2 separate regions of the Homo sapiens genome follow, and region 2 is linked to region 1. The links are chromatin loops, found by intact Hi-C in ENCODE. Cell type or tissue: natural killer cell. All regions are shown on one strand. Each heading gives the region's core, and the rest is flanking DNA. Links, peaks and the distances in the headings are about the cores only. Region 1 has its middle 55 kb from the start of LINC01987. Region 2 holds the start of LOC105371908 (a long non-coding RNA gene).

What was found. A loop is a pair of places that touch in the nucleus more often than their neighbours do. Peaks named below come from ENCODE experiments on the same cell type or tissue, not always from the same donor. Only the 100,000 strongest peaks of a DNase experiment are listed, where the experiment ranks them.
Region 2: it touches region 1 in a loop (7-fold over the local background); 12 of 110 quality-filtered maps call a loop at or near these places.

What each region holds. Positions count from the first base shown.
Region 1 is chr17:77,775,922-77,791,662 of GRCh38, reverse strand. No RefSeq gene overlaps it. Among named protein-coding and RNA genes, the nearest start is that of LINC01987, 55 kb to the right of the region's middle. RefSeq lists an enhancer at 432-1,242. In natural killer cell, for the core only: no CTCF peak of the experiment used is centred there; DNase peaks (open chromatin) are centred at 7,042 and 7,422; H3K27ac peaks cover 2,019 bases.
Region 2 is chr17:77,834,724-77,850,464 of GRCh38, reverse strand. It overlaps LOC105371908 (a long non-coding RNA gene), which reads left to right and starts at 9,827. Exons shown (of 4, transcript XR_935001.2): 1 at 9,827-9,981. RefSeq lists enhancers at 3,063-3,712, 3,713-4,360, 4,361-5,010 and a silencer at 6,630-6,729. In natural killer cell, for the core only: no CTCF peak of the experiment used is centred there; DNase peaks (open chromatin) are centred at 3,774, 6,364, 6,724 and 8,404; H3K27ac peaks cover 1,461 bases.

The DNA of each region.
Region 1 (15,741 bases), core at 3,376-11,375:
AGCCTATGGCTGCAATTCAAGTGTAATTTGACTATCTTTTTTGTGATATTCACCATGTAAGGGCAGTGAACCTGTTTTAGTTGAATCTGTGTTATTAACATTTTCTCCATCACATTCATAAGTCTAGACAATCAACAAAACTATACAAATCAAGCACTGATTTGTATAGTTTACCAATGTCTGTGTTGTAGCTATTCCTATTGCAGCCAATTTCTTTTTTTCTTTCGCTCTTTTTTTTTTTTTTTTTTTTTGAGACAGAGTCTGGCTGTGTTGCCCAGGCTGGAGTGTAGTGGCATGATCTCGGCTCACTGCAACCTCTGCCTCCCGGGTTCAAGCGATTCTCCTCCCTCAGCCTCCCGAATAGCTGGGATTACAGGTGCCCACCACCATGCCCGGCTAATTTTTTGTATTTTTAGTAGAGACGGGGTTTCGCCGTGTTTGCCCGGATGGTCTCAATCTCCTGACCTCGTGATCTGCTCGCCTCAGCCTCCCAAAGTGCTGGGATAACAGGCGTGAGCCACTGTGCCCAGCCATATTGCAGCCAATTTCAAACCAACGACATGACATCTCTGAACCCATGGTGGGAAAGAGATGTAGCCCTCATTTCATAATAGTTCCACCATGCGAATACAAGAAATGTCACTCGCCTCCAGAATACAGCTAATAACCAAATAGAGCAAAATCATTAGGAGGAAAGGACTTTGGGGTTTTTATTACCATTGTTTCAAGTAAAATTTATTTGATCGTAAGTTGATATAAATTAATGTTTTAAATGGCCCAGTTTAATAGCCAGTTCATCACATTTCCGGAAATTGAGTAATGAGATCTCTTGGGCAGGTGGGAGCTGGCTTCAGCACACTGTGGCCTCGGCACCTGTAGGCTGCCTGTGCCCACCCCACACCTTCACCTGGGCCTGCCCCCTCCTTGCTCTGGCTGGCCTGCATTTCCCTGAGCTCTCCTTGCCTTTGGAGCCTTTGTACATCCTGTTTCCTATGCCCGGAATTCTCCTCCCCTCGTCTCCTTTGCCCAGCCACCTGTCTCCTCTTCCCTCCCCTTCCCTTCCTTTCTCTTTTCACTGCTGGAGACTTCCTTCCAGCCTGGAGCCTGCAGTTTAAATGACTCACGTTGTTTTACCTCCAGTTGCAGCAAGCACCATGGCCTGGTATTTGTGCTTCTCTACATTTGCCCCCTGATTCCTACCACCTTCATGCAGCAGCCAAGGTGCTGGCCGGGTGGAGACAAAGGGGTCAGCAGAGTGGGCTGGGAGCCTCCCCACTCTGGCCCCATGAGGCTTGCCCTGAGGTGCCACCTTGCACTGCAAGGACTGGAGAGCGGGTTGGACAAGAAATGGCATTGGAATGGCCCTGGGGCTCCTGCAGCTTTTTGCACGTCAGGAACGTGGCTCAGAGGAGAGTAACCAGAGGCCAATGGATTAGGAAAAAGGCACTATGACGAAGCCCACAGAAACTAGGGTTTCCACTTCCTCCTTCTAGATTGGAAAAGCATCACAATGCTTGGAAGATGCAAATGTGGGGATGGAAAGAGAAATGCTTCCTAATGAGAAAGTGCAGCGCATACTTCATTACTGCGGTGAGAGAAAGGAGGTAGGGGATTGACGGCTTCCTTCCTCCATTCATTCAGCATACCCTGAGTTCCACCGCTGGGCACTGAGAAGGACACCAGTGTGGACCGGCTGTGCTTCCCATCCAGAAGGACCATCGGCCCTCTCTTCCCACATCTCCAAGGAAGGGAGATGGGAGAAATCAACCTGGAATGTGAAGGACAAGGAAAACTGCATTTTCAGTTCCAACTTTTGATTTAGAAGTTAATTATGTGGGCCAGGCACAGTGGCTCACACCTGTAACCTCAGCACTTTGGGAAGCTGAGGCTGGTAGATCACCTGAGGTCAGGAGTTTGAGACCAGCCTGACCAATATGGTGACACCCCATCTCTACCAAAAATACAAAAATTAGCCAGGTGCGGTGGCATGCTACTGTAGTCCCAGCTACTTGGGAGGCTGAGACAGGAGAATTGCTTGAACCCGGGAGGCAGAGGTTGCAGTGAGCCGAGATTGAGCCACTGCACTCCAGCCTGGGCAACAACAGAGTAAGACTCCATCTCAAAAAAAAAAAAAAAAAAAAGAAAAGGAAGTTAATTATGTGAATTACCCTCTGTCAACTCGATGTTCCAGATTGAAATGCTGAGTGAGGCCTCACCTCACTGAAGGCCCAGATAAGATGAGGCCTGCCTGCGAATCAGGAACATGTGTCCAGGGAAAGGGTTACCTGAGCAAAGGAGCTCCCGAAAGATTCACCACGGTGTTCACGGGCTCTGCAGAGGGAAGAAGGTGCCCAGTTGTCTTGCTTCCACTGGGCACCAGGTAAGATCAGCTTAAGCAGAAGCACAGGGAAGTAGACCAGGAAGGAAGGAAGATTTTTGTTTGTTTGTTTGTTGTTGTTATTGTTGTTTTTTTAAGACAGGGTCTTACTCTGTTACCCAGGCTGGAGTGCAGTGGCATGATGATAGCTCACCGCAGCCTTGAACTCCTGGGCTCCAGCGATCCTCCCACTTCAACACCCTGGGACTACAGGTGCATGCACCACCATGCCCAGCTATTCTTTTTTTTTTAATTTTTAGTAGACATGGGGTCATGTTATGTTGCCCAGGCTGGAAGGAAGGTTTTATAGCAAAGCCTCAGTGTGGGTGCTTGAGAGAAGCCGCGGAGACCTCTCAGGCTGCCATTACAAAGGAGAAGAGAAGGGTTCCTCCCTTTCAGCCTGGGAGACCTGTTTCTGAGGCAGAGATGGGTGTGGGGGTGCTCAGCTCATGACATAGTCTCTTATTTGGGGCTCCACGCCTTGTGTCGTCTGTGAATGGTCACGACAGGGCTCTGTTTCCACCTGGGTAGTTGGGTATCAACAAGGGTGCAGATCTGAACAGAAGACACAGGTTGGACACAGAAGGCTGTGACCCACATGAATGAGTCATGTGAGTGGGGCCTCTTCCCAGCTGGCCTCGACGGTCCCATCCCATCGACGCAGAGCTCCCCCAGCCTCCTCCCCACATCCACGTGGTCATTCTGGACATCTCCTCCCTCTCCCTTCTGCCTGACATGCAGGCAGTCAGGATTTCTCTCCCGGGGAGTCCAGCATCTGTCATTTCCCGTTTGGATCCATGCCTACCCTCTTGGCCTGGGGGTAGGAGACTGTCCACCCCACCTGGATGGGACAGTGGCATCCTCTCCAGCCACCGACACTGACCGTGCCTCTTCCATACAGTCTTCTCTCCTTTCCCGACTCCCTCTTTTTTTTTTTTTTGAGACAGACTCTCACTCTGAGGCTGGAGTGCAATGGCGCGATCTCAGCTCACTGCAACCTCCGTTTCCCAGGTTCAAGGATTCTCCTGCCTCAGCCTCCAGAGTAGCTGGGACTACAGGTGCGTGCCACCACACCCAGCTAATTTTTGTATTTTTAGTAGAGAAGGGGTTTCACCATGTTTGCCAGGCTGGTCTTGAACTCCTGACTTCAAGTGATCCTCCTGCCTCGGCCTCCCAAAGTGCTGGGATTACAGGCATGAGCCACCGCACCAGAACCCTGATTCCCTCTTGCTCGATCCATGGCCCAGCCCCTGAAACCTGCTACGACCTTCAGCCACCAGCTTCCTCAGGCCCATCTCCTGTGGCTCCTTCCTTCACTCCTCTGCACTCTGCTGCGAGGTCCCTGAGCACCCGCTCCTTTTCTTGCCTTTGTGGCTTTATCCCACAGTGCCTACCTAAGCACTCTTTCTGTTCTTCTGACCTATGTCCACCCACTATGACCAACTTCTTTTCATCCTCAAACCCAGCTCTGCAGTCACCTGGTTCATGAAGTCTCTGATGACCCACCCACCCCAGGACGAGAGAGGCCCTCTCTCTTCTGTGTGCCCTTTGAGCCAGGCACGGGCTTCACCACCTAGAAGGCATCCAATACCTCATGGGCGTGACATTCTTGGTGATGGGTGCTGTCTTGTTCTGATCTCTGCACTGCACCACCGGGCCCAGCACACAGAAGGCAGCATGAAATGCAGGTTAAACACACCCAACCAGACCCTTTGGGTGCAAGGACCTTGCCTTTCTCACCTTTGCACCTTCTGAACAAAGCAGCAGGTCCAGTCGCTGACATTTGCTGAATGAATGGATGCTGGATGCGCGAAGACCTGGGCGAGGAGCGTATGAACGGGCGTGTGTGTGTGGACGCGGGGAAGGGCAGGAGGCAGGCTGCAGCGGTCAGCACAGGGGCGGTGTGGGCGGGGAAGTGCTTGCTTGCTTGCTTGCAAACACACATGTCACGCTCGGGTTGAGCATCCCTCATAATGGCCTTATTTTGGCTTCTCTAAATTGATTCCTGATGTGCTCAAGTGTGGCCCTGGCATCTTTGGGGGTTGGAAATTCCGGATGCTGCAGTAATTGTTCTTGCTAATTACCAGGAAGCATCAAATAAGAGGAGCTTGTTTTCTCTTCCTGGCTGGATTTTGTTATGCTAATTAGACTTGTGTAAGCTGTTGCTCTTGAACCTGGAGAGTTAGAAAAACATTTGCATTAATACCTGGGAAGCTGCTGCAGAAGCCAGTTATTATTTTAATGATGGCCATTGAAGAGTGCTCCTGTTTGGGGGCTGAGTTCAGGTGTGTGCATGTGTGCGTGTGAGTGTGCATGCATGTGAGTGTGCCTGGGTGTGAGTGTGCATACGTGCATGTGCGTGGTGTTCTAATGGCCTGTCCCGTGCTATGCACTTGCTTGCTTGGTGAGACGGCAAGTCTCATTGCCTCTGCAGCACAGACCCTCATTCATCCCTCATCCCCTCCTGGGTAGCCAGGAGCCAAGATATGAAGGCAAGAGGGGTAATGAGCTCTTAAATTCTGGTCTTCGCTTTTCAAGTCAATACCAATGTTAATTAAACATCAACCACCCAGATTTCCAGTCTGGAAGGCAAGGAGGGAAGCCACCTCTCTCTGGAGTTCTCAGGGACTAATGGAGGCTCTCCTGGCCTTGTCTTCCGGCCACCTGGCTCAGTCCCTGCCCTTCCCTCCTCAAAACCGCAGGTGCTTCCCACAACTTCTTGGCCACCTTCAGCCCACAGTGGTTCCCTGTGTGAAGGGAGATGTGGGTGGAAACACTTTTGGAAAGACATTGGCAGCAAGGGGAGTGGGTAGGGTCCTGATGCTTTTTGCACAGACCCTTGAGGGAACTGTGAAAGGAAAATAAATCTTGGGGCCTCAAAATCACTGAACTAAAGGGAAAGTCAGGCTGGGAACTGCTTAGGGCAAACCTGCTTCCCGTTCTATTCAAAGTCCCCCCTTTGCTCTCTGAGATACATGCATTGCCTCCTTTGGAGAGGCTCATCAGAAACTCAAAAGAATGCTACCATTTGTCTCCTCTCTACCTATGAGCGGAAGCCCTCTCCCTGCTTCCAGTTGTCCTGCCTTTCCGGGACAGAACCAATGTTCATCTTACATATGTTGATTGATGTCTCTTGTCTCCCTAAAGTGTATAAAACCGAGCTGTGCCCTGACCACCTTGGGCACATGTCATCAGGACCTCCTGAGGCTGTGTCATGGGCGCACGTCCTCAACCTTGGCAAAATAAACTTCCTAAATTAACTGAGACTGTCTCAGATATTTTGGGTTCACAGAACCACAGGCCGCCTGGCCCTGTGCTGCCCACCTGCACCCGCTGGGCCTTCAGCTGATGAGAGGAGTGTGAGGGCCAGGGTGGCTTCACCTGCTGGGAACCTTGCTCGGCCAGCTTCTCTCCCCTGGCCCAGGGACAGGTCCTCGAGTCCCTGGCACAGTGACTCTCATTCTCTGGCTGAATACCTCCTTCTTCCCTCCCCTTGACACCCCCACACGCACCCCACATGCCCAGCGGCAGCTTCTGTTGCAGAGAGCCCGGCGAAGGGAGCTCACGGAAGCTCCAGGAGCCTGAGAGCCTTAGGAGGCCCTGGGTGTCAACGTTGCCTGATTTTCTCATTTCATCTCTTATAAGCTTTCAGGACGCTAACATGATTAAGTTCTTCACACAATTTATTAGCATCATGTTGGAAATCCAGTAGTATATTATACTGTCTGAGTAATCCAATTAGCAAAATGTATTTATTTAACAGGAATATCAGCCGCATGCGATCCCACACCATGTCCCTGCCCAGCCTTCTCTACTCCTGATGCATGTCCCCCATGGAAAGGATGTTCTGTGCACGCAGGAGGCAATGAGGGAGGGTGAGGCAGCCCAGAACCCATGGTGTGGGGTGGGGAGAGAGTGGTGTGGGTGGCCGGGTCACCCCCTAGAGCTGGGATCGAGTGAGCCACGCTGAGTTGCAGGTGTTCAGTTCTGAAGCAGGATGTTCCTGTGGGAAGGGTGAGTCCACACAGCACTAGGTCTAAATTCTGGCTTTGCCCTGGCTTCTCACTCTGTGAATCCTGGGCAGGCTCTTGAAAGTTTCTGCACCCAATTTCCTTAATATCTGTGAAATGGAGACAAAATCCCCTCCTTGCAAGCCAGGCCAGTTCTGAGGATGGGGGTTGGGGGACGGATGAGACTTTTCTCTGCCCGTCTGGTCCTGTAAGCCCCCTCACTTCAAGATATCCCACCTTTTGAGGCCAAACCAATGTATAATGTTCATGTACTGATTAACGATTTTGCCTGAAACTTCTGCTTTCCTGAAATATACTCCCGCCTTTGAAAACCCTTGCTTGTGGCCGGGTGTGGTGGCTCATGCCTGTAATCCCAGCACTCTGGGAAGCCCAGGTGGGCGGATCAACTGAGGTCAGGAGTTTGAGATCAGCCTGGCCAACAAGGCCAAACCCCAACTCTATAAAAAATACAAAAATTAGCTAGGCATGGTGGTGCATGCCTGTAGTCTGAGCTACTTAGGAGGCTGAGGCAGGAGAATTGCTTTAACCCAAGAGGCAGAAGTTGCAGTGCACCGTGATCTCACCACTGAACTCCAGCCTGGGTGACAGAGTGAGACACAACAAGAAAAGAAACCACCAACAAGAAAAAACAAAACCGTTGCTCGTGAGCCATTGAGGATGTTGGGTCTTAAGTGTGAGCTGCCTGATTCTCCTTGCTTGGCACCTGGCAAATAAACGCCCTCCTTTCTCCTGCTGCAAACCTCAGTGTGGGTATTTGGCTTTACCAACCTGGGTGAGTGGAGCCAGTTTTGTTTTGGTAACAGACCCTCCTAGCTGTTCCTAGCTCCTCCATCTGCTTGGAGATGGTGCCTGGGCTCTGGATGGGGCTCCCCATCCTTGGCATAGCGCTGGGTGCTCAGAGCAAAGATCAGCCAAAAGGAGTCCACGCCTCTGCTGTTCAGTGCAAGGGCGATGACAGTGTAAACAAGAGCAGTGCCCTGACACCTGAGGAGCTGAATGAGGATGCTCGGCTGCTCGCGGGTGGCTGGGAAATCACCTCCTTGAGAAGGTGTGGAGAGGCGGAAGACACTGCGTTCTCACTTCTAACCAGCTGCCTCTCGAGAGGCACCACCGCTGTGGCAGCACCGTTGAGCCCTCCCTTGCCATGGTCACCAGCATCCGTCCGGGCACCCGGAGGCCCCTGATGAAGGCAGGTGTGGTGGGGGCTGCGCGTGTCCATCACTGCCTCATCCTGCCTGCCCACCCCCAAACTGGGTGCCAGAGTCCTTCTCGTGCTGATTTCACTCATCACAGTTGTGGTCCTGCCAGGTGGGCACCCTCAGCCATTCTCCCTGGACCATCACCATCAAGGCTGTGGCTGCAGGAACCTGGGCCTACCTAGGCTGGGGGGGGTCCCCTCCCCAACTTCCAGCCAGTCCCCAGCCACCATGTCCAGGAAACATTAGGCTGTCTTTCTCACTCCTTGTACTTGATTCTTTCATTTGCACAGTGGGCAGGGAGCAAGACCCTTGCTTCCTACTCTAGAAATTCTTAGCAAGAACGACTGCTGTCCGGAAGTTTTTCTTTTTTTTTAATTTTTTTGTTTTTTTGTTTTTTTGTTTGAGACAGAGTCTCCTTCTGTTGCCCAGGCTGGAGTGCAATGGTGCAATCTTGGCTCACCGTAACCTCCGCCTCCCTGGTTCAAGCGATTCTCCTGCCTCAGCCACCTGAGTAGTTGGGATTACAGGCACCCATTATCATGCCTGGCTTATTTTTGTATTTTTTTAAAGATGGGGTTTCAACATGTCGGCCAGGCTGGTCTTGAACTCCTGACCTCAGGTGATCCTCCTGTCTTGGTCTCCCAAAGTGCTGGGATTATAGCCGTGAGCCACTGCACCTGGATCTGAAATTCTTAGTACTTTATTAACAAGGTCTCCCCTTGTCATGTGCACTGGGCTCCACAGATTAGGTAGCCCGTCCTGCATCCAACTTCTAATGACCCCAAGCAAGCAGGTATTAGCACCCTGTTTTACAGACAGGAAACCCAGGGGCAGAGCTAGGGAGCTGCCCAAGATGACTGGGCAATGAGGGCCTCTGACCTGAGCCTGCCTTATCCCTGGGGAGATCCCCTTTCTCCCTTTGTTTCATTCTCTGGGGGGCAGAGAATGGAGGCCAGAGGTTAACGCTGTCATGTGCCAGCCCTTCTTTCAGAGTGGAAATTGAAAGGGACCTGGCAAAGTGACAAGAACCCCAGCTATGTGAGTGCATGGTGGGGGATCTGCCGTCTCCCCCAGCCCTGTGGGTCTTTCTCCCTTTTGAGGTGCGGGGAGCCAGTGTGGCCCAGGGAGGGAGCGTGGCAATGCCTGGGGGCTGTTCTGGAGCCAGCAGGAACAGTGGACTTTGGGAGGAAAACAAAGGGGTCCCCACTCCTCCGGCTGGCAGGCTCCAGGCACCCCCTACCTGTGACGGTCAGGCCCTGTCCACTGCGCTGTGGTGAACGCCCCCTCCGAGGTCCCTTCTCTCCAGACTCGGGGCCCTGGAGTCGGGGCAGACACCTCGGGTTCCTCCTTCTCTTCTCCCAGTGGAACTCTTAGTCCCCCTTGTATAACTGAGATGTCTCCACCACGCACCCCGCCACCCCCTACTAATAGCTGCAATGTTGCGCCTTCCACATTAATGACAGGTGTGCAGGGACAAGGCTGCCTGCCTGCCAGTGGGTTCCCTGACATCACACCTGCTCGCCGGAGAAGCACACCCTGAGGCAACTGAAATCCTAATAGGTCCCTCTAACTGCCTCCTGCATCAATCCTGACACCAGGCGCTTTCTTCTTCTTCCCCACGGCTCGCCTTATTACTCTGTCATTGTCATTGATTTTGACTAAAAGAGAAAAAAACCCACTCATGCTATGACTGTTCCAAGTTAGCGAGGCAGAGAGCTCTGTGGAGCGTCGGCTGGGGGCAAGGAGCCAGGGCTTGGGTGGCATCAGTCCATGCAGGGTGTGCCTCGTGGGTCCCCTGGGGGCCAGGAGGGAGGTCAGCAAGCGGGGATGAGGGAGACTGGAAGGCTGATGGCAGGTGAGACCCCTGGGGGGGCCGTCTGTTCCGCTCCTTCCCTCCCTCCCCCTGCGCTAGGAAGCATCTGCCAGGCACTAGGGGGTCAGGGGAGGTGGGTGGAGGGTCCAGTTGCAAAATGCTTTCTGTGGCAGGGCCAGAACCAAACAACAATAAAAGAGAGGCTGTGCCCCCTTCCCTGTTCCCTACCCCAGCACAGGTAGCCGGAGGCCTGAGCCACACCCACCTGGCTGGATTTGAGAGTTCTGCAGGACCCTGGACGTTGAAGGGGTTGGTGGTGAGCAACGGGGGGTGTGAGCAGCTCGGGGTGCTCTCTGAGACCCCTGCCAAGCAAAGGCTCGCTCTCCAAGAAGTGGGGAGCAAGCGTCCTCTCCTCCTACCGGGACCCACCACCAAGGTCTTTCTAACTCTGAGGAGGAGAGAGGAGGGGAAAGAAAGGGCGAAGAGAAAAGGGGAATGAAGGCGAGGGCCCAGAATGGGAAGGGAAGGGAGGGAGAGAAGGAGTGGAGAGGGCCTGCTGGAGTGAGGGGCACTTACTGGAGTGGGGGGGGGCCTGCTGGAATAGGGGGAGGCCTGCTGGAGTGGGGGGGGCCTGCTGGAGTGGGGGGGCCTGCTGGAGTGGGGGGGCCTGCTGGAGTAGGGGGGCCTGCTGGAGTGGGGGGGGCCTGCTGGAGTGGGGGGGCCTGCTGGAGTGGGGAGGGCCTGCTGGATTGGGGGGGCCTGCTGGAGTGGGGAGGGCCTGCTGGAGTGGGGGGGACTGCTGGAGTAGGGGGGGCCTGCTGGAGTGGGGGGGGCTGCTGGAGTGGGGAGGGCCTGCTGGAGTGGGGAGGGCCTGCTGGAGTGGGGGGGGCCTGTTGTAGTGAGGGGCACCTACTGGAGTAGGGGGGGCCTGCTGGAGTGGTGGGGGCTGCTGGAGTCGGGGGGGGGCACTGCTGGAGTTGGGAGGGCCTGCTGGAGTGGGGGGGCCTGCTGGAGTGGGGAGGGCCTGCTGGAGTGGTGGGGGCTGCTGGAGTCGGGGGGGCACTGCTGGAGTTGGAGGGGCAGGAGTGGCCATTCTCTTACTTCTCCCTCCACTGTGTTTTCTTTGCCCCCTGCTACTGCCAGGCCAAGCACCTTTCTCCCAGGATTATAATTCGCGTGGAGTGAACCCCCTTTCTATTTTCAAGGTGTCCAGCTCTTGCAGGGCACTGCACCTTAGGTGGATCACCCAAGAGTCTGCTGAGTACCCCCGCACAAGTCCGGAGAGACACACAGAAGCGGGGCGTTGTCCTCAGGGACTCGAGACTCACAGACGAAGATTGGAAACCCACCAAGCCCTCTGTGAAATCTGGGCCACCAGCACCCTGCTCCTGTGGGGTGAGAGTTGTATCATGGGGACAAGGATGGTGCCCTGTAAATGCTGACCCACCGATGGGGACACTGGGGATCGGGCAGTTTGGGGACAAAGGCAGACCCAGGGGAGTGGCTACTTGGAGATTAGGAAGAGAAGTGTGGGTGGGAGGCTGCCTCCTGTGGCCCAGGGTATCCTGTCAGTGTGCTGTTTGACCCAAGCCATGTGGTGGGGTCCCCAAGAAGCAGCAAGTTCAGGGGATGCTGTTCTCATGCAATTATATTCCTCTCAATAGCAGCTTTCAGGAAACACAAGGCCAGAGGCACTTTAATTGGAATGGCTTTATAACACTTTTCACATCAGATCAAACCCTGTGATGACCAATGCATTCCACTGTTTGGTTTGAAAAGCACGTTAACAGAGGGGTGCAGGGCTGGATTCACTGGAGATGTACAGAACTGCCCCAGTGCAGCTCGGATGGTTCTGCAGGCCCAGGGTGAAGGAATGAATTGGCTTCCTCATGTGTTTTAAATCCATCACTGGTTGCAGCAAATCAATCCCCCAGAATACTAGCGTCCTTGGTGGAGTGATAAGATCAGGTTCTGGAATGCACTCTAGGCTCTGGCTCAAGATGGCCCTCACCCCACAGAGGCGTGGCGCCAAGGCCTCAGCACCCCCACCGTCTGGGGCAAGCAGCGGTGCCTGCCTTTGCCTTCCGGGAGGAAAGTTCTTCATCCAGATCTGTGGCCCCAGGATCCACCTTCCCAGGCTGCTGCAAGTTCTGCCTTGGCTCCATGCCAGAGAGTGTCACTGTGCCTGGGACATGGGGACCTGTCCCGGGGCTGGGGGAGAGGAGCGAGCAGAGGAAGGCTCCTGGCAGGCGAAGCCATGCTGGCCTCACTCCAGACCTCACATCCTCTCATCAGCTGAAGATGCACCAGTGCAGGCGGGCAGCACAGGGCCAGGCGGCCCATAGTTCCCTTAAGCGGGAGGGGTGGGAAATCGGGACAAGCTCCCTGAGAGCCAAGACCTCCAACTGCGGTGGGTCAGCCACACGGTGCCCGGGAAAGCAGGCGGTGGCCTCCCTGTTTCCCCCGAACCACAGCCGCTGACTCCACATGACGGGGCCATCTATGGGGCTTCTCTCAAGACCTTGCCCCAGGCGGATCCCCCTCATCTGCAGGCAGGGCCCCAAGCCCAGACCCCCAGGAAGGGGCCACCCTAACTGCCCTCCTCTAAAACCACAGCCTTGTTTTCCAGCAACCCCTGCCCCCTTCTAAAGGAATCCTTCCTCTCCCCTTGAAGTGCCTGCGGACAGATTAAAGCCTCCTTCTCTGTTCCAGATTTTTCTCCCAGAGGAGCTGAATTTCAGCCGAATACCCATGGGCAGTTAGGGTGGCCTCTAACAGCTCTCAGGGAGCCAGTCCCGATTTCACACCCCTCCCGCTGTGGGCACTGGTAAGGAGGCATCTCACTGGTCCACTGGCAATCCCGTGGGGAGCCGGCTCTTCTTGCGGGATTTGCTGAACCCAGGCTGGCAGAGCTCAGGCTGGCAAATCCCTGCATTGCAAAGCCAGGGCACTGAAAGGAGGCAGGGAGGGGCTGCTTCCGGGACCCAGAGTCTTGGCAGCTGTTGCTGGGCAAGAATCCACCCCTGCCGCTGCCATTGGTCCTTCTGCCTCTTCCTGGCAGAGCAAGAGTGATGCCCACACCCAGGGGTCTGGTCCGTTTCATCACCCAGGCTGCCTAAGGAGGCCATGCCCACTGGCTTAGGCAGCCTCTTGGGGTCCAGCGCCATCCCGGCCAGGGCCACAAAGACAGACACAGAGGAAGCAGCCACAGCTGCTTGGCCATGGCCCCCATGCCAGGGCTCCTGGGCACAGCTGCTCTGTGATTCTCCTGCCTGCTGCTTGCCCGGCTCCCTTGCCTTCTTTCTCCCCAGGGCCTCACCCTTTCCCAGTGCCTGTTGCTGCTGGATGGGCAGGCGGGCGTCCAACTCCTGCTCTCCTGCTGTCCTGTCTCCTGGGGTGCAGTGCTGGGCAGCCTCATGCAGCCAGGGTCTGTCTCGGGCTGTAGGGCACTGGGCACCCTTCGGGCACATTGGCCTCAGGCTCCCCAAGGGCAGGCCCCACCTGGCTTGTTCATCTGCACCTAGAGCAGCACTTGGCACACAGTAGGATCGAATAGATTAGTGATCTGAGGGACTGTGGCACCCACTCCTCCCCACAGCAGGAACTGGCCTGTTTGCACCCTTCCTGCGGGAATGGAAGCCTGACTTCTGGGAAGCCCTGGAACCCTGGAAGAGGAAGGGGCAGATCCTGGGGTGAACAGGCTGTGCGGTACAGCAGCAAACAGCAGAGAGGCTGGGGGTGGGGTGAGGGTGAGTGGCAGGGAAGTGAGGGCAGACCCTGCAGAATTCCAGAAAGGCCAGATCAGCAGTGACCCCTGTTTATCAGGGGTCCCCCTCCAACCAGGAACTGGGACCAAACCGTCAGAGTGTCTGCAAGAGTCATCAGGGCCAGAGGCAGTGTGGTGTCATGGTTAGAGCACGAGCTTTGCAAGGGACGTACACCTGGGTCCACGTCGCCGTGTGACCTCGGGGAAATCTCTCAACTCCTCTGTGTCTGTGAAACAGAAACAACAACAATAACAACTCTCACAGAGTTACTATGAGGATTTGATGCGATGATGCAGGAGAAATGCTTAAAATAGTGTCTGGCACGTGGTAAACTTTTAATCAGTTTTAGTTAAAAGTTGCAGTGGTGATAATTATAGCAAAGGTTTGGAGGGGTGGAAAAGCTTCAGAAAACGAGAGGCCTGGGTGTTCCATGTTGCTGTGTGAACTTGAGGCACGTGTGTGTCCCTCTGGTCTCTGCCAGTTAGGGAGGGAGGAGCCGGGGATGGACGCCGTGGAGCACTGACTTTGTCCTGAGATTTGTGGGGTTGAATGATGAGATGCTTTAGGCTCATGGTACGGTTCTCTGAGTCCAATTGCATTTCATCCTTGTGCCACCTCTGGGCAGTCAACTGGCCAGTGACTATGACCATCATGTTTCTGGTAAGGAAATCCAAGGCCCAGCGAGGGAAGTGAAATGGCCACACCGCACCTTTCTGGCCAACGAGGGCAGAACCCACATTGCTAACTTCTGCCCTGAGTTCCTGGGGCCTTCACGGTCTGCTGGGCTTATGAGGTTGTTTGTTGATTGGTTGTTTTTTTTTTTATTTTTTTTTTTATTGATCATTCTTGGGTGTTTCTCGCAGAGGGGGATTTGGCAGGGTCATAGGACAATAGTGGAGGGAAGGTCAGCAGATAAACAAGTGAACAAAGGTCTCTGGTTTTCCTAGGCAGAGGACCCTGCGGCCTTCCGCAGTGTTTGTGTCCCTGGGAACTTGAGATTAGGGAGTGGTGATGACTCTTAACGAGCATGCTGCCTTCAAGCATCTGTTTAACAAAGCACATCTTGCACCGCCCTTAATCCATTTAACCCTGAGTGGACACAGCACATGTTTCAGAGAGCACAGGGTTGGGGATAAGGTCACAGATCAACAGGATCCCAAGGCAGAAGAATTTTTCTTAGTACAGAACAAAATGAAAAGTCTCCCATGTCTACTTCTATCCACACAGACCCGGCAACCATCTGATTTCTCAATTTTTTCCCCACCCTTCCCGCCTTTCTATTCCACAAAACCGCCATTGTCATCATGGCCCATCCCCAATGAGCCGCTGGGCACACCTCCCAGACGGGGTCGTGGCCGGGCAGAGGGGCTCCTCACTTCCCAGTAGGGGCGGCCGGGCAGAAGCGCCCCTCACCTCCCGGATGGGGCGGCTGGCCGGGCGGGGGGCTGACCCCCCCACCATCCTCCCGGACGGGGCGGCTGGCCAGGCAGAGGGGCTCCTCACTTCCCAGTAGGGGCGGCCGGGCAGAGGCGCCCCTCACCTCCCGGACGGGGCGGCTGGCCAGGCAGGGGGCTGATCCCCCCACCTCCCTCCCGGACGGGGCGGCTGGCCGGGCAGGGGGCTGACCCCCCCTCCCCCCTCCCGGACGGGGCGGCTGGCCGGGCGGGGGGCTGACCCCCCCACCTCCCTCCCGGACGGGGCGGCTGGCCAGGCGGGGGGCTGACCCCCCCACCTCCCTCCCGGGCGGGGCGGCTGGCCGGGCAGAGGGGCTCCTCACTTCCCAGTAGGGGCGGCCGGGCAGAGGCGCCCCTCACCTCCCGGACTGGGCGGCTGGCCGGGCGGGGGGCTGACCCCCCCACCTCCCTCCTGGACGGGGCGGCTGGCCGGGCAGAGGGGCTCCTCACTTCCCAGTAGGGGCGGCCGGGCAGAGGCGCCCCTCACCTCCCGGACGGGGCGGCTGGCCGGGCGGGGGGCTGACCCCCCACCTCCCTCCCGGACGGGGCGGCTGCCGGACGGAGACGCTCCTCACTTCCCAGACGGGGTGGTTGCCGGACGGAGGGGCTCCTCACTTCTCAGACGGGGCGGTTGCCAGGCAGAGGGTTTCCTCACTTCTCAGACGGGGTGGCCGGGCAGAGACGCTCCTCACCTCCCAGACAGGGTTGCGGCCCAGCAGAGGCGCTCCTCACATCCCAGACGGGGCGGCGGGGCAGAGGTGCTCCCCACATCTCAGACGATGGGCGGCCGGGCAGAGACGCTCCTCACTTCCTAGATGGGATGGCGGCCGGGCAGAGACGCTCCTCACTTTCCAGACTGGGCAGCCAGGCAGAGAGGCTCCTCATATCCCAGACGATGGGGGGCCAGGCAGAGACGCTCCTCACTTCCCAGACGGGGTGGCGGCCGGGCAGAGGCTGCAATCTCGGCTCTTTGGGAGGCCAAGGCAGGCGGCTGGGAGGTGGTTGTTGCGAGCCGAGATCACGCCACTGCACTCCAGCCTGGGCACCATTGAGCACTGAGTGAACGAGACTCCGTCTGCAATCCCGGCACCTCGGGAGGC
Region 2 (15,741 bases), core at 3,230-11,229, 59 kb before region 1:
TATATCCATATCTATATCCTTATCAATATCTACATCCATATCTATATCCATATCCACATCCATATCCATTTCCAATCTATCCATATCTATATCCATGTCTATATCCATATCTATATCCATATCCATATTCAACCTATCCATATCTATATCCATATCCACATCTATATCCATATCCAATCTATCCATATCTATATCCATATCTATATCTATATCCACATCTATATCCATATCCAATCTATCCATATCTATATCCATATCTATATCCTTATCAATATCTACATCCATATCTACATCCATATCCACATCTATATCCATATTCACATCTATATCCATATCCAATCTATCCATATCTATATCCATATCTATATCCATATCTATATCCTTATCAATATCTACATCCATATCTATATCCATATCCACATCTATATCCATATTCACATCTATATCCATATCCAATCTATCCATATCTATATCCATATCTATATCTATATCCATATCTATATCCTTATCAATATCTACATCCATATCTATATCCATATCCACATCTATATCCATATCCACATCCATATCCATTTTCAATCTATCCATATCTATATCCATGTCTATATCCATATCCATATCTATATCCATATCCATATTCAACCTATCCATATCTATATCCGTATCCACATCTATAGCCATATCCACATCTATATCCATATCCAATCTATCCATATCTATATCCTTATCAATATCTACATCCATATCTATATCCATATCCACATCTATATCTATATCCACATCCATATCCATTTCCAATCTATCCATATCTATATCCATGTCTATATCCATATCTATATCCATATCCATATCTATATCCATATCCATATCTATGTCTATACTCATATCTATGTCTATGTTTAGTGCCCGGAATATATAAAGAACTTCAGTATGAAAGGACAGCTGAGCCCCCACGTTTACTGCAGCACTATTCACGGTAGCCAAGAGATGAGATCAACCTCAGTGTTCATCAAGGACGCTGGATAAGGGAAATGTGGTTCATATGCCCAGTGGAATATTATTCAGCCACGAAAAGAATGAAATCCTATCATGTGCAGCAACATGGATGGAACCGGAGGTCATAATATTAAGTGAAATTAGCCAGGCACAGAAAGACAGATACTGCATGTTCTTATATGTGGGAGCTAAAAAAATGGATCTCATGGCAGTAGAGAGTAGAACAGTGGTTCCCAGAGGCTGGGAAGGGTAGGGAGTTGGAAAGAAGATGAAGAGAGGTTGGTTAATGGGTACAAAAATACAGTTAGATAGAAGGAATGTGTTCTAGTGTTCAATAGCATGGTAGGGTGACTATGGATATCAATAATTTGTAGTGTATTTCAAAATAGCTAGAAGATTCAGAATGTTCCTAACAAAAGGAAATGGTAAATGTTTGAAGGGATACATGTCCTAAAATCCCAATTTGATCATTACAGATTGTATGCATGTACCAATATATCACATATACCCCATAAATACGTACAATTATTATGTGTCTATTAAAAACCCAAAGTAAAAAAAGAAGGTGATGGCGTAGAAAAAGGTGCTCAACCACATTAGTCATCACAGAAATACAAATTACAATCACAGCATTACACCGAATCCAAGAGAGTGGTTCAAAAGAAAAAGACATCCCAGATGTTGGTGCCGAGGGGCAGCTTGGGGCCTCCCACAATGGTGGAGGGAGGGTGAATTGGTACGACCACTTGAGAAAGCTGGCAGGACCTACTGCAGCCAAACACATGTCCACCCAACAGCCCAGTAATTCCCTTCCCAGGCATTTCGCAAAGGAAACGTGTGCAAATGTTCACCAGGAGACTGCTCATGACAGCACCGTAATAGCCCAGACTGAAAACCGAGCCAAGCATCCATCCACAGAGGCATATGGATATATGGATGGTGCTTTGTTCATGAGATGGGCTGGGCTACAGCAGTGAGAGGAAGGAGCTATGACGTCATGTGGTGAGGCTCAGACTCCACGTGGGAGGAGAGAGGCCAGATGCAAGAGCGTACCTGTCGTGTAATTCCAAAGGAGGCCAGATTAACCTCTGGCGTTAGTAGTCAAGGTCGTCGTTGTCTTGGGGGTATTAATGACAGGAAGAGGTAGAAGAGGACTCGGGAGCTGGCAGTATTTTCTTCTTGATCTGAGAGCTGAGGACATGAAGGTACTCACTTTGTGAAAGTCCAAATGGAGTTGGACACATAGTGTTAGACTTTTCTTTATTCATACTGTACTGCAAGAGAAAGTTAACTTAAAAGAAGCTGATGCAACAGGGACCCCCAAGAAGAAGGTCTTGAGCCCAGTTGGGGGCGCTTACTCCGGGCTTGCATTCGTGCACTGTGAGGCTGAAAGTGGGACAGAGACCACATGGTTTTCAGAAGGTCGTCACAGCCATGGACATCCCAGCCACGGACTTCAGAGAGCGCCATGCTTCCGAACGCTCACTCTCTGAGAAGACACAGCACGGGGTATGGAGGGTCTGGGCAGATGACTTGTCCAAGGCCGCTCACAGGGAAGACCAGAGCTCAGCATCCCAGAGAACCCTGCCCAGTGCTCATTCTGAGATCTCGTCCCTGTGTGACTGGTGGCTCTGCCTGGGGACAGCGGCTATTTTCTTCCCTCTACTGGTGGACTTTGGAGCCTCCATCGTTCCTGGTCTGGGGTCCTGATGACTTGCCCACCTCCAGGCTGTCCTTGACCTGCCAGTCAAGTGGATGAAACATGTCAGTGCTACATCAGATCCCCACCCACTGAGAGCCTGGGGCCTGGGTGACCCCTGCAGAGCCAGACCAACTCAAAGGAAAAGAGCAACACAGTCCTAGGAGGCTGCTGTGGCAGGAACAGGGGAGTGGAGGCAAAAGGGGAAGCCTTGCCACCTCAAAGACCGGGGAGGGAGGGACTCAACAGTCTTGGGCAGAGTCCTGGGTCCACCCCTCGAGATCCTGTTCAAGTAGGCCGGGGAGGGTGGGAGCCCAGGACTGCTTTTCGCCAAATGCCGCAGGTGAGTCTTGGGCAGGTGGGCTTCCTGCACAGCTGGAGGCAAGCCTGGGAGAAGGGCTCTCGGCCGGCCCTGCCTGAGGTTTCTTTATCGCGTCCCTGATGCCATCAGAGGGGCAGTGCTTGGGGGTGGCCAGAGGCAGAGTTTTGGGACGGGAGGAGGCTCTGCCACTCACTGGCTGAGTTCCTTGGGCAAGCTGGGCCTTTCAGATCTTCAGTCTCCCCATATGGTAGGGCCTCCTCTCAAGGCTTCTTTGGGGATAGGAGTGAGTCTGCAGCAAGCAGCTGCCCACCCCACTGCACTCCACTTGCTGAGAGGGAGACAGGAAGCTGCTTTCCCATCCAGCGATGATCACAGCTCCATCCTGGACCTGCAAGGTGCAGATGTGTGAAGACCACGTGGGTGCTTGACCACCTGTGGCATTTGCAAAGCAGTGAGAAGAGTGAGGCTGTCCATGCCAGGCTGTCTGGCTGGTCCCCAGAGGCCACACCCACAGGTTGCCTGGAACTGGGGGCTCCTTACTTATCTCTGCCCCCAAGCTCTGGGTGTTCCTCCCCTTCCTGCCTTGCTGCTACCCTGAGACTTCCCCACCCCATGCCCAGCCTGCGGTAGACAGTCCAGGCCTTCACACACCCCATCCCCAGGGCCTTCTCTCTTCCCTCTGATTAACAGTAGCAGGGCCTGAGCCACAAGTGGGAGGCCCCAGAGGAGGAGGTGGAATGTGAGTGTGGTAGAACCTTCCAGGCCCCCCCACCCACAGGAAACACCTGGCCTCCAGGGCGCTGGCTTCACATAGGAGCCCAGAGGAAGCCCAGGACTTCAGGGCCAGCACCTGCCAGGAAGTCCTGGGTGCCAGGGGCTCTGTGGGGAAGGAGGGCCAGTCGGCCCAGGTGGCTCATGGTAGGTCACTGGGGAGGGTGTGACAGAGCTGTCCTGTGGCTGTGCTGGGAAAGAAGGGACCATATGGATTCACGGTGGGGAAAGGGGGCCGGAGGCAGGAGCACCCAGGCCCTGGGTGGTCAACAAATGTGCAGGCAGGAGGGTCCTGGCTGAAGCTGAGGGCACTACTTCTGGCTTTCATGGAACCTTCTGGGACTGTACTGAGCCCCCTCCTGACCCCAGGGGTCTATAATGAATTTGCCTGTTCCAAGATGACCTGTGCGAGGGAATTGCAGCCTCTTCAGGGTGACAAGTGCCAGCCACCCCTGTGGGGTTTCATAGGAGGAGCTGATGGCTGCCCTGACGGTCACTATGCAGTCCCCGGCACCTTGTCCACCCCACTGGGCTGGGGCTCCTCCACCTTGAAGCCCCATGTGTCTGTGGATGAGACCAGCTTCTTGGCTTTTTTCCGCCCAGTCCTTCCCTGACCCTCGGGATGGAGGTGCGAAGAGAGACCCCACAGCTGAATGGTGAGAGCTGCAGCCGTGTCCAGAGTCCACCCTTAGCCTGTGACACCTTCCCTGCAGCCCCGGGAAGCAGAGAGGCCCAGTCCCACCCAGGGGGCCACCTGCGGGCAGCTCTGCGGATTCTCTCCCCACCTGTTTCTCTAGTGTGTCTTGACAGACAGAGGAGACAGACGGCCCCTCCTCAGCTCCCCAGCTGCCAGGGGCTCTGAGTAAAATGCAGTGCCTCTTCCCGCAGGCCTTCTGGGGACAGTGAACTTACCTTCCTACCAAGGGTCATTTCGACAGGAGACAGGAATGATTCTCCGGCCCCAGAGAGGAGCTGCCCCCACGGTCAGGCTCCGACTGACTGAGCTGAGCGAAGGCTAGAAAAACAAGAAGGAAGAGCCCCCCGACACCCTGCAGGGCAGGCCCGTGAGGTGGGGGCTGACTGAGAGGAAAAGGGGGGGCATAGGAAGACATAGCCCTGAGACGTCCTTAGAGGGGCAAAGCAGCGGCCTCAGGAGGTGACCTGCTTGGCTGCTTGGGTCTTGTCCTCCCTGGGTTTTTCTTATCTTTTCTTTTCTTCCTTTCCCTTCGGTTCTCTCTCTCTCTCTCTCTCTCTTTTTTTTTTTTTTTTTTTTTTTTTTGTGAGATGGGGTCTCGCTCTGCCACCCAGGCTGGAGTGCAGTGGCACAATCTCGGCTCACTGCAACCTCCACCTCCTGGGTTGAAGTGATTCTCCCACCTCAGCCTCCTGAGTAGCTGGGATTACAGGGGTCCGTCACCACACCCAGCTAATTTTTGTGTTTTTAGTAGAGACGGGGTTTCGCCATGTTGGCCAGGCTGGTCTCGAACTCCTGACCTCAGTGATCTGCCCACATTGGCCTCCCAAAGTGCTGGGATTACAGGTGCGAGCCACCATGCTTGGCCTCCCTGGGTTTTTCTGAGTAATTTTATGAGGCAGTTTGCAGCAGTCTGGTGGGGAGAATGGCAAATACCCCCCAGTGCCGTTCACTGGACTTGCCCAGTGGAAGAGGGTGGGTGACCAGCACAGGGTGGTGGTCGGGGAAGCCTGACCCCGGTGACAAGCAAATGGCGAGTGGACAAGTAGAGAGAGCCTTTGGAGAAGCATGGGGAGGCAGGCCTGAGCTAGGGGGGACTAGCAGCGACACAGGCTCCAGCGGTCACGGAAGGCGGGCTGGTGGGTGTCCTATGCTCCGGGGCCGGCTCTGTGTTCATCAGTTGTGTGACCTGAAGTACAGGTTTTGTTTTTGTTGTTTTTGGTAAATCAAGGTGAAGCTCACAGCTCAAAATGAGCCGTTTTTAAGTGTACAATTCCTGGCATTTAGTATATTCAATGTTGTGCAGCCACTACTTCTGCAAGTTCCCAAACCTTGGCATCACCCAAGAGGAAACCTCGTACCCAGTGGCAGTCAGTCCTCCTTCCTCCTCCTCCAGCCCCTGGAAGCCACCAATCTGCGTTGTTTGCATGCATTGCCTCCTCTGAACAATTAATAAAAATGTAATCAGTACTTTGGGAGGCTGAGGCGGGCGGATCACCTGAGATCAGGAGTTCAAGACCAGCCTGGCCAACACGGTGAAGCCCCCTCTCTACTAAAACATACAAAAATTAGCTGGAGGTGGTGGCGAATGCCTGTAATCCCAGCTACTTGGGAGGCTCACGCAGAATGGCTTGAACCTGGGAGGCAGAGGTTGCAGTGAGCCGAGATCGTGCCGCTGCACTCCAGCCTGAGTGATAGAATGACACTGACTCCATCTCAAAAAAAAAAAAAAAAAAAATGCAATCAGGTTAAATGGGAGCTTTTGCCTGTGGCCTGTGGCCTCTCTCACTGAGCTTTATGTTCTTAGGCTTCATTCATCTAAGAGCTTCATTCCTCTTTAAGGAATCATATTCCGGTGTATGGATGGACCAAAATTCATTTGTCCATTCATTGTTTGATGGACATCTGGGTTGTTTCCACCTTTTGGCTGGCATGAATAATGCTGCTATGAACGTGTGTGCACATGTATTTGTTTGAGTGTCTATTTTCAGGTTTTTCTGGCTATATTCATAGGAGTGGAATTGTGGATTATATAGCAATTTTATGATTAACTTTTTGAGGAATCACCAAATTGTTTTCCACAGTGGCTGAAACATTTTACATTTCCACCAGCAATGTGTAAGTGTTCTAATTTCTCTATAACCTCACCAACGCTTATTTTCAGTTTTAAAACAAAATTATAGCTGTTGTCGAGCGTGTGAAGTGGCACCTCAACCTCATTGTGGTTTTGATTTGCATTTGCCTGATGACTAATGCTGGTGAGCGTCTTTTCGTGGGCTTCTTGGCCACTGGTATGTCTTCTCTGGAGAAATGTCTACTTACGTCCTTTGCTTGCCCCTTTTTTGATCAGATTCCCAGGCAGGTTTTTTTTTTTTTTTTTTGAGACAGTCTCACTTTGTCACCCAGGCTGGAGTGCAGTGGTGCGATCTCAGCTCACTGCAACCTCCGCCTCCTGGGTTCAAGCAATTCTCGTGCCTCAGCCTCCCAAGTAGCCAGGACTACAGGCATGTGCCACCACAGCTGGCTAATTTTTGTATTTTTTGGTAGAGACGGGGTTTCACCATGTTGGCCAGGCTAGTCTCAAACTCCCAACCTCAAGTGATCTGCCCGCCTTGGCCTCCCAAAGTGCTGGGATTACAAGCATGAGCCACCGTGCCTGGCCCCGAGGGAGAGTTTTAAGCCTCTTTGAGCCTCAATTTTCTCATCTATAAAATGGGGATCATGATAGCGCCTCCTTGGTGGAAGGTGGCCAACCCTCCTGGTTTGCCTGAGATTATCCCAGTTTTTGCAATAGAAGTCTCTTGTCCCAGGAAGCCCCTCAGGCCTGGGCCATCTGGGACAGTTGGTAACCCTACATGGGATTGTCGAGAGGCTGAACCAATAGGGTGCATAGGAAACTCCTAGCACCGGGGACGGCCCAGAGTTCCTGCTCAGCCAATGTCAGCTCTTATTCATTGTAATCCTCTTAGACACATGTGCATGGTAGAGACCTCTGACATGTAAAAATGCAAAGGCAGAAATAAAAATCATCAATAGCCGACCACATGTGGGAAACATTTTGGAAGGTTTTAGTTTTCTTAGGTGATAGAACACTGAATGTGTTAATATAGAGAGGGGGAAGAGGCAGGAACAGCAGTGACTATTTAATGACTCATATTTATTGAATGCTTATTATGTAGCAGCCATGGAAGGGGGAAGTTGGAGGCACAGGATAAAGAGGAGAAAGCTGATGGTGGGAGGGTCCCTTAGAGGCAGGGAGGTGAAAAGGAAGTTGTTGGGGATAATGGCGACACGGACGTTTCCAAGAAGGGAAAGTTTCTTTCGGGTCCTACTTCTTCTCGTGGCCTTTCCATTTCCCTAGAACTTGAAACTCAGCCTCAGCTCCAGCCGACTCACTCACTTGCAGGCAGGGTTGCAGCAGGGGCCTCCTGAAGCCCTGTAGATGCTCTGCCTCTCCTCTCACTGGGCTCAGGCAGGCTGTGCCTCGCCTCTGACATTCCCAGCCAAGGTCTTCAGATCCTGTGGACTCAAATCATCCATTCAACCCTTGCTGAATTCGCCATGGGTCAAGGCCTATACTGCAGCTGCAGGTGCAGTGATGAAGGACCTGGGGGCCCCTTGCAAAGCTCCAGAGCAAATGGACTTGACTGCCAGGAAACTGGAAGCCTGGAGGCTGAACTAGGCTGGGCACTCAGTGCTGGGGAGGCCCCGACACCCTAGGAGGTACACTGGGTGTGGTTATTCCTGGTGGGAGAAGGAGAGCAGGTGCACAGCAGTCCTAAGTGAAAGCAGGAAATGACTACCTGGATCCCTGCTGCAGCCCGCAGAGGCCCGCTGCTCACCTGTGTCTGGCTTTGAGGATACCACATCTAGTTTGCTGGCCAGGGATCAAGGCAGTTCACAGAAAGTAGAGGAAATATCTTTGAGTTGCAAACTCCCAGGATGCAGGGTCTAGGCCTGTCTGGTGTCCCTGTCTCACATTCAGTCACACACAAAGATAGAGAGGCAGAGAAATGCTGGCAGTCAAGAGGCCTGGCTTCTGACACCTGCCATTTACCAGCTATGTGACCTTGAGCAAGTCATGTGTCAGGGTTGGAATAGAGCCTCTTAAAGTGCCGGTCTCCCAAGGAAGGCTATGAAGGTCTGTCCCCCGAGACACAGGGTAAGCAAGTTCCCATACAAGGCCAACTCTGCATTTGAAAGCAGCGAATAAGCTGCTGAGACAACTTCTTGAACCACTCTGTTCTCTATTCTCGACATGTAATTATGGAATATCTTTGATGTGCCTGGAACTTTCCAACAACCCTCTTCTAAGAGGATACAGCAAATCCCTGCCCTCCTGGAGTCCAACTTCTGCCAGATTAGAATTTTTCTTTTTTTTTTTTTCTTGAGATGGAGTCTCACTGTGTCACCCAGGCTGGAGTGCAGTGGTGTGATCTCGACTCACTGCAACCTCCACCTCCTGGGTTCAAGAGATTCTTCCACCTCAGCATCTCGAGTAGCTGGGACTATAGGCATGTGCCACCATGCCCAGCTAATTTTTTTGTATTTTTAGTAGAGATAGAGTTTCACCATATTGGCCAGGCTGGTGTTGAACTCCTGAACTCGAGTGATCTGCCCGCCTTGGCCTCCCAAAGTGTTGGGAATACAGGGGTGAGCCACCGTGCCTGGCCCAGATTAGAATTTTTCTATGTCACTCCAGACTGCAGGGCTTGGAACAATGATTAAAAGCCATAGGGAGATGGATTTGGGTTTGAGGCTAGGAAGAACTTTCTAACCATTCAAGTGACATCAGAATGGAATGAGCTGCCTTGTGAGGGAGTGGTCAGTGTGTCTCTGAAGATGTTCAGGGAGAGTTGGAAGACCTAGCAGATGAGGTGGACAGGGTGGATGCTGGCCCCACGGTCCTACCTGCTGGTGTTCACGGCCTTATGCAGTCCTCTCGCCTTCAGTGCAAGCAGCACCTGTGACTTGCCTTTAACGTTGCAAGAGAATACAGCAAAGTGACGGGATGTCACTCTTGTGATTTCATAAGATTGTGACATCTGTCTTGCTGAGAGACTCTCTTGCTGGCCTTGATGGAGTAAGTGGCCACACTGGGGAGGCCCACAAAGCAAGGAGCTGACAGCAGCCTCTGTCCAATGCATGACATGATGGTGACCTCTGGCCAATAGCCAGCAAGAAAGTGAGGCTTTCCATTTAAGAAGCCACAAGCAACTGAATGCTGCGACCATCCATGGGAGCTGGGAAGCAGATCCTTCCTCGGTTGAGCCTCAGAGAAGCCTGCAGCTCTGATCTTGGCTATAGCTTTTAGATGAGACCCTGAAGCAGAGGGCCCAGCTAAGCCACACCCAGACTCCTGACCCACAGAAACTGTGAGATAACAAATGCGTGTTGTTTTAAGCTGCTGTTTTAAGCTGTTGTTTTAAGTTTGTGATGACTTCGGTTTACAGGAATAACCAGCATGCGATGCCGAGAAGGAGATTCCTGCCTTGGAAGGTCAGACTGGCTCTCCTGTAGAGTCTCTTTACCACCAGGACTTACTTGAGTATCTTTACCTCCTGCATTGCACTTAGTTCAGTTTCTTGCATAACATAGGGACTCGGCGAATATCTGTTAAGTGATATGTGGCGTTAGCACTGGCTTATGCATCGGGGAAACAGGAGGCTGGCCTGTAAGGAGGATGTGTCAGAGCAGCACTGCGGTGGAAGCTGGAAGCCTGGATTCTGGGCTGGCTCCGGCTGCTTCCTCCCGGTGTGACCTTGGGCAAGGCTATCTGCGCTTTGTGTACCTCATCGGTAAAATATAGAACTTACCCACTCACAGGTATGTGCAAGTCAAATGAGCCAGTATGACTGCCTCTTAGGAAGCCCACGGAGGTAAGAAATTGTTATTATTTGTTGTGAAATGTCACAAGCATTCCTGCTGGTTGATTATGAGGCTCAGACACTGGAGAGTTTCCTTTCCAAACAAGGCTCAGACAGTGCTTTTCATTTGAGTCCAAAGTCTCCAGGCAGTGGGCTGGTCTGAAGGTCTTGCTCCTCATACCTGTTCTTCCTGCTTGCTCCTTAGAGAAACCCACGCTGAAAAGATTTCGTTACAGAACCCAGATCTTTGTAGAAGCCAGTGGGTGGCCTCCTCCCCGATGCATAATGTGTGGCTTGTATTTATTTTTAATACGAGTGCTGATTGTATGCCAGACACTGTCTGAGGATTTAGAGATACAGCAATAAGCAAAATAGACCGAGTCCTTGTTCTTGTGAAGCTGATGTTCCAGTGGCAGAGGCAGGTGACAAAGAGGTAGACAATTGTCTACATATCACATGTCAATGCATACCACCAAGAACAACTGAGCTGAGGAGAGAGGAGGGAATGGTGAGTTGATTTTTTAGATCAGCTGTTGGCAAACAACGGTCCCTGGGTCAAATCAGTCCATGGTAGCCAGTGTTTATAAATAAAGTTTTATTGGAATACAGCGCTCTTCCTCCATGCATGTGTGGCCGAGGACTGCCTTGGAGTTGAAGAGTTGCTGCGGAGACTGCCCGGCTTGCAAAGCTGAAAATGTTTACATTCTGGCCCTTTCCAGAAAAAGTTTGCTGATCGCTGTTTAGATGGTGTGGACAGGGAAGACCTCTTGGGGAAGGTGAAGAAGCGAGCCAAACGGTTTCTGGCGGGAGACGGCTCAAGGCACAGGGAACTGCAAGTGTCAAGGCCCTAAAGCAGAATGCGCTGGGTGCCGTGGAGGAAGGCAAGAAGGCCTGTTGGGAGTGAGAGAAGGAAGTTGTGAGGGTTGTGTGCTTCCTCTGATGAGGATGAAGGCCGCTGGGGTTTTCTGAGCCAAAGAGGTTGCTGTGTTGACACTCGATGTGTTCCGACACTGCGGGGGACGGGGGGCTAGGGGAAGCATGGGGAGCTGTTGGGAGGCTACTGGAGTCATCGCATGATGATATTTGGGGAAGGTAAGAAGTGGCTGATTCTGGATAAATTTAGAAGGCAAGAGTGCCGTGATTTGCTGATGAGACAAGAATGCAGGTATCTATGTTTTTAATGCTTTGGAGAGTTTGTTGAATGAATGAATGAGGTGACTTTCCAGAGATCAGGGAGCCGGTCAGTGTCCCAGCAGGGCCCAGCAGCCAGCCCCCTGGCTCCTGTGACCCTCCCCGCCGCATGGCTCTCCTTTTAGGGTCCTCCTTGGCACTAGTTGTGCGCTGACCTATGGACACTGGGAGTCCCAGATCCTTTGGTCACACGTGAGTCCAAACTTCTTGTCTCCTGTAGTCCAGGCCAAGATTTCTTCTTGAGCAGCCATTGCCACAGATTCTTTGGGTTAGCTGGCGGAGGCAGCAGGCACTGCGTTTTCTTACCTACTCTGAATTCACCAGACTCTGACCTCATTATGCTTCTCCAGGCCATGAGACCAGGCTTGCAGGGAGAAAAGTTGGAGCTGAGTCCCAGAAGAGCTGTCGGGGAGGCTTTCACCACCTTTAATCATCTGATACCAACAACAGCCTCCTAATAGGTCATCACTGCATTGCAGTGTTTACACTAATTAGTTAATATCCACAGAATGCTTTGAAGGTGCCAGGCCTGCCAGGAGCACACAGGAGAGCAATTCACAACAGAAGGAGAGACGGCCCGAAATCTTGGAGGCATCGCCCTTCCGATGCATCGGCAGGGGCTACAGGCTCCAACAGGCAGCCTGGTGGGCGGTGTGCCTTGGGAGAGGGAGCTGGCCCTCCAGGGCCTGCCTCAGACACCCACTGCTGGCGGCTGCCATGGTGAGCCCCATTTGTTCTGTGTTCAGGTCATCTGTGTGGAGCCCTTGTGGTGCTGGGGAAAGAGAGTGGATGAGGGAGCTCAGTCTCCAGTCCCCCCAGCTCTCCCACCCACCCTTAGGCCTGGGTTCAGGTTTGAGTGGGGTGGTCCTGGCCAGGCTATGAGCCGCCTGAGGTCGGGGCCAACGACCACCCTGGTGATACCCCCGAAGGCAGGGCACAGGTTACTTTGTGGGGACTCGCCTCCAGTCGCCTCCCTTTGTACCTCCCCTAACAGAGCCTGGTACATGTCAGCGAGCCAGGTTAGATTTCCTCGTGGATGTTTGGAGGGACACCTGGCTCCTTGCAGGGGTTGAGGCTCCTAGAGATGCTTCAAGCCCAGAGAGTCCACCTGTCCCACCAGGTGCAAAAGCCAGGTCTGCTAGACTCCAAACCATCAACCTCTGCCTGTGGCCTGGCCTGCCCATTTGAGGTTAGGGGAAGCTGAGACAGTCACCTTTGATTCCGGAGAAATATGGGAGGAAGTTAAATGGTGGCCTCCCTTGGAGAGGAATAAGAGCCCCCTGTTTGACAAAAGCTGTGGGGATCTTTCGCTCATTTTCTAAAACACAGTTGCATTGAGATATAATTCATATGGCCTAAACTGTGTCCTTCCAAAATTTATGTTGAGGCCCTCATCCCCAGTCCCTCAAAATGTGACTGTATTTGGAAATAGACCTTTAAAGAGGTGATTAAGTTAAAATGAGCCTGTTAGGATGGGCTCCAATCTAACAATTGATGTTCTCCTGAGAGAAGGAGATTTGGACTCATACAGAAACAGCAGAGATGCCCACAGGCAGAGGAAGGACCCTGTGACACCAGGCACCAGGAGAAGGTGGCCATCTGCAACTCAGGGCCAGAGGCCTCAGAAGAAACTGACCCTGTGGGCCGGGCACAGTGGCTCATGCCCATAATCCCAGTCATTTGGGAGGCTGAGGCGGGAGGATCGCTTGAGCCCAGGAATTCAAGACCAGCCTGGGCAATATGGCAAAACCCCATCTCTACAAAAAGTACAAAAATTAGCCAGCTGTGGTGGCACACACCTGTAGTCCCAGCTACTCGGGGGGCTGAGGTGGGAGAATCGCTTGAGCCTGGGAGCAGGAGGCTGCAGTGAGCCATGATCACACCACTGCCAGTGAGACAGAGTGAGACCTCATCTCAAAAAAAAAAACAAAAGAAGAAACCAACCCTGCTGACACCTTCTCTTAGACTTCCAGCCCCCAGAACTGTGAGGAAATAGGTTTCTGTGGTTGAAGGCACCCAGTCTGTTGTATTCTGTTATAGTAGCCCTGGCAAATGAAGTCACCATGTGACTCACCTGTTGTGTTTTTGGCAGGTGGTTCTTGGCATATTCACAGATATGTGCAATCATCACTTAAGTCAACTTTGGAGAATTTCATCACCTTGGAAAAAACCCAAGTCCTTGTGCCTTTTAGCTATCATCCCAGCTACGGTTTGAATGTGACCCCGAAAGCATGTGTTGGACATGTAATCCCCTAATGCTTGTTATTAAGTAAGTGCTGTAAGTCATTTCAAGGGAAAAGTGACAGCAGCAGCAGCAGCAGCAGCAAGACCTTACTGTTACTCAGCAACTGCAGAGATGGGCAGGCGGAGTGGCGGGGGTGGCAGGGTGGGGGTGGGGCGGTTCTGGGACAGTTTTTAAAGGCAGAGTCCTGGGAACTTCTTCTTTGTTTTTTTGTATTTGGGTAAAGACGGTTTCACCATGTTGGCCAGGCTGGTCTCGAACTCCTGACCTCAAGTGATCGGCCTGCCTTGGCCTCCCAAAGTGCTGAGATTATAGGTGTGAGTCACCACGCCCAGCCGAGTCCTGGGAACTTCCGAGTCGGTCTCAAAGGAAAATGGGCAAGGCCAGAGTTGGCTTGGAGGAGAATGTAGGGTCGAGGGTAGACAGGGACAGCTGCCCCCTTTCCCTCCCTGTTCCTGCTGGACATTCCAAATACAGAAACCCTTAAATGCTCCATCCTCCAGCTCTTACCCACAGAGCTTGAAAGACCACCAATTAGTGTGGTGGTCTTTCAAGCTTGCTAAAGGATCATTTCAAAATTTTTTTTAAAAAGTTTTTTTTTTTTTGCTGGGCACGGTGGCTCACCTCTGTAATCCCAGCACTTTGGGAGGCCGAGGTGGGTGGATCTTGAGGTCAGGAGTTCAAGACCAGCCTGGCTAACATAGTGAAACCCTGTCTCTACTAAAAATACAAAAAATTAGCTGGACGTGGTGGCAAGCGCCTGTAATCCTGGCTACTCAGGGGGCTGAGGCAGGAGAATCACTTGAACCCAGGAGGTGGAGGTTGCAGTGAGCTGAGATCACGCCATTGCACTCCAGCCCGGGGGACAGTGAAAGACTCCATCTCAAAAAAAAAAAAATTTTTTTTTTGAGATAGGGTTTCACTCTGTGGCCCAGGCCAGAGTGCAGTGTTGGAGCCATAGCTCACTGCAGCCTCAAACTCCTGGGCTCAAGCAATCCTCCTGCCTCAGCCTCCCAAGTAGCTGAGACTAAAGGTGTGTACCACCATGCCTGGCTAACTTTCTAATTTTGTAGAGGTGGGGTCTTGCTCTGTTGCCCAGGCTGGCCCCTAACTTCTGGGCTGAAGAGATACTCCTACTTCAGCCTCCCAGATTGCTTGAATTACAGGTGTGAGTCAACACACCCAGTGGATAATTTTGATAAAAGGTAAGATCTTGAGTCTCATACAAATATAAAATGAATACGTGCCAGTGATTTCATTTAACTTGTTAATTAAGGAAGATACCAGTGCAATGTTACAACTGGTTCAAAGAACCTCACATACATAGGCAGTAAGGAATGCTGAAGTCAATTCACAAACACGCAACAGGGCAACAGTCAATTGCATTCTGCAGGATACTCCGCTGTATTCAACCACATTCCACTGGATGCAATTCATTTGTGTTGCTATGGATAAGGGCCATTTGCATGATTATGAGTTTCCTACAACTTGCAGAGTGGCAAAATAGCTCAAAGACAATGAAAAATGAAGATAACCTCAAAAGGTGTGCTAGATAGATACCCATTCATCTTTTTTGCCTATTCCAAGGTCTTGCACTATTTTCCCTGACACACTTGTCTTCCTCCAGGCCTCCAGTTAAGGGGGGCAATGAAGAAATGGGGCTAGGGGAGGCAAGGACAGAGGGGGCTCCTGGGGGCATGCAGCCCCTGTAGGAGGAAGGGCTGATTGGGGTAAGGAGCTCAAAGAGGCTCCCCCACTTGGGAATGGGGTTGCTTTGGATGGCAAGAGGGTGGGAGGAGCTGGCAGAAGAGAGGGGTCTGGGACCATCCTTCACCTGCTCCATGGTTTTGCCTCTGGTCAGCCTGGTCCGTTTTGTCCCCCTGCCTTAGAGAGGCCAAGAGTAACTGCTACTTAGTTCTTATCTGTTCTGAGAACCTTCTCCCAGTGGGGTGGTCAGGG